Linked DNA regions of Mus musculus: region 2 is linked to region 1. The links are chromatin contacts, found by Hi-C or POLR2A ChIA-PET in ENCODE. All regions are on one chromosome and are shown on one strand. Each heading gives the region's core, a stretch centred on a gene start or an enhancer-like site at or near the end of the contact. The rest is flanking DNA. Distances are from core to core; before and after follow the strand shown.

The links. A loop is a pair of places that touch in the nucleus more often than their neighbours do. ChIA-PET counts read pairs that join two places held with the same protein, here RNA polymerase II (POLR2A).
Region 2: a map of heart shows a loop between it and region 1 (4-fold over the local background). The contact joins the promoter of Insig1 here to the enhancer-like site in region 1. A Hi-C loop is called at or near these places in 6 of 37 maps with a recorded cell type or tissue (gastrocnemius and heart). POLR2A ChIA-PET finds 5 or more read pairs at or near these places in 3 of 5 experiments (Patski and embryonic stem cell).

What each region holds. Positions count from the first base shown.
Region 1 is chr5:28,036,405-28,039,147 of GRCm38, forward strand. All of the region lies in intron 1 of Gm35223 (a long non-coding RNA gene), which reads right to left. Among named protein-coding and RNA genes, the nearest start is that of Gm26608, 18 kb to the right of the region's middle. Within about 2 kb of position 1,432, at least 1 of the 3 ENCODE cell types and tissues checked has a DNase peak (open chromatin) inside an H3K27ac peak, as active enhancers do; it is heart, where a contact is called at or near this core.
Region 2 is chr5:28,069,963-28,072,706 of GRCm38, forward strand. It overlaps Insig1 (insulin induced gene 1), which reads left to right and starts at 1,450. Exons shown (of 5, transcript NM_153526.5): 1 at 1,450-1,833. The coding sequence starts at 1,476. All of the region lies in intron 1 of Gm35223 (a long non-coding RNA gene), which reads right to left.

The DNA.
Region 1 (2,743 bases), core at 182-2,681:
AGAGAGAGAAGAGAAGAGAAGAGAAGAGAAGAGAAGAGAAGAGAAGAGAAGAGAAGAGAAGAGAAGAGAAGAGAAGAGAAGAGAAGAGAAGAGAAGAGAAGAGAAGAGAAGAGAAGAGAAGAGAAGAGAAGAGAAGAGAAGAGAAATGTCCACTAAGGTCATCAGCCATAACTACAGATAGAGAGGCCTAAAGGGCTCAAAGAGCTAATCCTTTGAAACTGGGTCCATCTCTCTCACAGTCACAACTGAGACACTATTTACAGTGCTGATGCCACCCTGTCTATAGAACCAGGCATCTCTCATGATGAATTTCCCAACCATCATTGACTTTTCCAGTTTGGGTCAGATCAATTATGCCTGACGCCACCTCTCCCAACATCTACTACTAAGCAGGTAGCACAGGAGGAGGAGGAGGTGTGGAAAGGGAAGTGGGTGGGGACATAGGTTGGAGACACTTATAGAAAAAGAAGACTCTCCAGAGTTTCTACAGAGTGAGGTCATGAGCTGGAGCCCAGATGCTAGGCATCTTAAGGAAGCAAGGGCAGCAATGGAAGTCTTGGGACTTGTCAGTGAAACAGGCAGTGTCTCTAGGAAGTGCAGATTCAGCAAAGCAGACCTGAAACATCAAGGCTTGTTCTTTCTTACTCTGGCCTCTGTGTGGTGCAGAAGTTAGCTGCTGTTCCCAGAGCTAGTTCAGACAATGGAGAATAGACATTATACTCTGCTCTGCAGGTGACAACAGGTCAGCAGACCTTTGTCCCAATAGATCTCTCAGTGGTCAGACACCCTCCAGATTCCCTTATCCCAACATGGTCCTGGCATTTGTCATCAGTGCTGAGACAGTCCAGCTGCCACTTCTCTTGGTTCAGCCCAGTCTTGTGACAGTATATGGGGTGACTCAGCCACTTTTCCTGAATGGTAGTCTTTCCAAGGGGTGTTGCCACTTTGCACTTGGGAGACACAGCCAAGTTCTCAAAAACATCCTGTTTCTGAACTTGGCTCACGAGAAGGAAAGCAGAGAGGTCCGAAACCAGATCTCTGAGCTGCATGGGGTGCTGGGAGGAGTCAGGGTCAGCCAGAGGGCAGGGAGGGGAAGTGGCGTGGAGCTATGTTTAATTAAGGGGTAGGTGGCAAGATTAGTGGCAGATGTGAGAAGAGGGTCTCACATGCCACCTGCAAGAAGCATTTAGAAAACTGGAACTGGGAATCAAAAGTCATCCAAGTCACAGGAGCTCCCCCACATTGCCACACTGGTCTGTGGTGGTAACAGAAGTAGATTCCATATCCAGTGGGCTTTCCTAGAGGGCCTGGAAGGACAGAGCTGGTTCCCAAATGCTGCTTACTGTTACAGTGTGGGAAGGAGGTCAGCTTTCACAATCACAATCCTGCCTGAAAACACAAGCTCTCAAGAAAACGTGTGCTTGCAACACAAGTGCCTGAAGAGGGAAACGGCTGTGCTGTTGTAGTCTCTCCCCTTTCCCCCGCATGTCAATGTGCCAATTGCAGCAGCTGGAAGAATCTGCTGCAATTGGCACATCGTGACGAGAGGGCATAACAGAGCTGTGACAGTGAAGCCTGCCACAGGGTCAGAATTCATTTTTTTCTTCATTAATAATATCCTAATTTGCATCATTAATATGTCATGATCCATGAGCACAGGCAAATAATGGTACAACTGCTGAACAAAAAAATGCCACCTGCGGAGCAAAGAGAACAAACACACTTACATGCAGGAGACATCAGTTCCCCCAAACCTCACCAGCATCAAAACAGCTATTTGAGGAATGCAGAGAGGACTATTCTCCATGGCTCTATGGGAGGAGGAGCTCTGGGTGTACCTACCACTCCCAGGCTACCATTGGACAAACCTGAAAATTCCAAACAAAGCTGATGAGAGCCCGCTGGCTAAGCTCCTTGCCTGGTTTCTCCAGCTGGCCCCAGGCCAAGAGGCGGGATGTTTCAGGCCACAGTGGTGCCACCCCATCAGCCCAGATCCACCTCTTTCTGTGACTGCAAACCTCAGCTATTTTTGGCCAGCCAGCCTGTGTCAGGAAGTGGAACAGGATGATGAGCCCAGAGAAAAAAACACCTGTGGGATGTATTCAGCTATGTGCCAGACTACTGCTGACATTGGAAACTTTGAGAATGCTAGACACAGAGGTCCCCTGGAATCTATACTCCATTCCTTGACTTGAACAACTGAACATATCAGCTGCCTGCTCTGCTCAGGACCACCTTGTTCTAAACCGTAGCTCTGAATTATTTACATAAGCTAAGACAGGTCCAGTGTCACTAGGAGATATGATCTTACAGGGCCAACATCATGTGTGCTTCTCTCTGTCAACCATCCTGTTGCTATATGGTACATGGATGTCTCATATTACATAGCAGAAATTGTGCTCAGAGAGTATGACTTTGGTAACCTGCACACACATGTACACACATATACTCAGGTGCATACACATACGTGCACAGACAGGGATTTCAGTATGTTCATTTTCTAACTATAATAATTACTTCATTGTATGTATGTTATCAATATATCATGTGATCTTTAATGTTGCTTACTAGAAATATATTCAATAAAACACAAATATATTAACATTCATGTGAGTTGGAATTATCTTAGAAATACATTTTAAAAATTCAAAAGAAATAATAAAGTTAGTCTTTATTTTACTTATTTTTATTTTTGCAACAGTTTCTCCTTATAACAGCCCTGGCTATCCTGTCCTGGAATTTA
Region 2 (2,744 bases), core at 200-2,699, 34 kb after region 1:
TGGTAACAGAGCAATTGTCTGAAGATATCAACCCCTGCCCCCAGGCAAGCATCACAAAAGCACACAAAGTATTATTAGAACCTCTTAGCCTACTTGGTAAGAATTATAACAAGAGGAAAAAAATCCGGGGGAGAGTCTGTAAAGACAAGCAAAATGGCTTGAGAAAAAGGGACTGAATTACATCTCAGTGCTCACAAGACAGATGCTTGGTGCTGGGGCGTGGGTGCAGGGTCTGGGACTGTCCCATCAAGCCAGCTTCCTGCAAGTGACTGGCATGTCTGTTCCTTAGGGCCAAGTTTCCTATGAGCGATGTGTCTGTTCCTTGGGGGCAAAATTGTGTGTATTTACACAGGTGTCGCTTTCTCAACATCTGTTTAGAGTACTTGCAGCTGATGATGGGTGGTAGAGGCAGCACCTGCTACATCCCACAGCAGAGACTCACTGCCTTTAACAATTTCCTATCAGCTGAAGCTGGGCAGGCCCTCCTGCTTTCTTGCTGTCAAAAAGGCTCCCATGTTGCTGTAATACACCATACAGTACTGATGTCCCCAACCCCCGTGTGTGTATGCCCATGAAACCTCACATGCATGGACTGGCCAGAGTGTGGAAAATGGCGAAGACCCAAGTTGCAACATTCCTTGAAGTCAAAACTGCTTCAAGCTCTTCCAAACAACGCATAGAGCCGCCTAAGAGAGGAGTGGACAGGCTGTGAGGGAAAGACAGCCAGGTCTCCACACCCGTGTCACGCTGGGAAAATGACAGCCCCCATGATCTCTGAGAAACAGCCTGCTTAGGAGGGTGACTTTGTTTTACACTTTTGGCACAAAGCCACATTCCTTACCTAAGGTCTCACACACACACAGTGCCTTTTCAGGCCTGCTCACCACCCTGTGGTTTTAGCCGGTGGCGTCTTGGCTAGGGGAGCCCTGGTCTGAGCTGTGAACCTGCAGAGCACTTGCCATTAGCAGCCAGCCCAAGCGATCCCAGGTCTTTTAAGCACTCAGGAGGGTTTGCGCTCCGGGTCCTTTCCTTCGGACCTGCGTGGACCTCATTATCTCAGAAACCGAGGTCCGGCAGCGCAATAGGGCAGCATCGGACCATCTGACTCGCTGGCCGCCCGCTCCGGTGCCCGCCCCGGCGCCTGCCCGAATAGCGCGCGCTCGAGCGCGTGCCGGGCACCAGCCCCACCCCCCCGGTGGCGTGTGCATACGTCATATGGGCCGCCCTCCTCCCATTGGCTCCGGCGGCCTCACCAGACCCCGAGCGGACAGGCGCGCGGACAGGGCGGGGCCGCTTGAAGACACGCCCCCCAGCAGGGCGCGCGGGCGGCGGATAGGCTGGGTGAGGTCACGTGGCTCCGGTGGCAGCCTGCCTTATAAGCGGAAACCGCGCGGGGCCGCGGCCGCTCCTGGGCCGTCCGGGCGCGGTACGTGTAGTGTCGTGGCGTGTACCTTCCATGCTGTGCCTGGACGCCGATGCCCAGGCTGCACGACCACGTCTGGAACTATCCAAGCGCGGGCGCTGCGAGGCCGTACAGCCTCCCGCGAGGCATGATTGCGGCGGCCGCTTGTCCGCAGGGCCCCGGAGTCCCCGAACCCGAGCACGCGCCCCGGGGCCAGCGAGCGGGAACCACAGGATGCAGCGCGCGGCCGGGCAGCTGGCACCACGACTTGGTGCAGCGGAGCCTAGTGCTCTTCTCATTTGGCGTGGTCCTGGCCCTGGTGCTCAACCTGCTGCAGATCCAGCGGAATGTCACGCTCTTCCCCGACGAGGTGATAGCCACCATCTTCTCCTCCGCCTGGTGGGTGCCCCCGTGCTGTGGCACGGCAGCGGGTGAGTGCCTTTCCTTGTTCTTGGGGTGGGGGAGGGGGATGAAGGGACACGTCAGCTGTTAAAGTCACCCTTGTTACAAGAAAAGGAGAACGGAGAGGGTAGGAAACCCCAGACGTTGGCGAGCGACAGGCGGAAGTTGGAGGGACTAGTGATGGAGATGAGGTCAGGAGATAATTGGCAGTTTAAGTGGAGGAGTCGCAGCTGTCTCGTTGAGCCAGAAGCCAGGATTGGCCGCCTGGAGAACTGGTGAGGGCAGCACCACGCAGCTATTGGCTGCCTGAGCAAACGTGCTACCTCGCTGGATAACTGAAAACAAACCATCACGTGCGCTCAAGAGGCAGTTGCCAGGGGACAGACTTCTCTGCCTTCTGCAGATTGTGGCTATCAGCCAAACCTTCTGGAACTCCGTGCCCAGTAGACTTGGGACAGGAGGAAAAAAGGAGCCTTTGGGCCTAAGCACACCTATGGTGTCACCTCTTAGGCCCAACGAAACTTGTAACAGTGCCACAGTCTTTTTTCTTTCCTTGATCATTTTGCTGCTTTTTGCCAAAAGTGTTGAGTAATTACAGTCCAACAGATCCTGCATAGTTTACAGTGTACAGCGTTGATAACCATTTGTCAAGTGTTTCTCCCCCCTCAGCCCTGCTTGTCCTTGTCCTGTCCTGTGTAGGTGGGCAGTATTTGCTCAGGTGCATCTTTCCTCCAATCTGCAGCCACAGGACAGCAGGAGCAGTGCCTGTCTGCTTTGAAGCCAGCTTTTATTGACTGCCTGCCTATGCTTTATATGCTGGGCTTGGGTGCTGTGCTGTAGCTGAGTCATGGGTTAAATGTAGGATGCAGGACACTTAACTGTTGATTTCCAAGGCTGCTTGCTCTCAGGCTCACCTGCAGCATTATGAGGGTCAGCCACA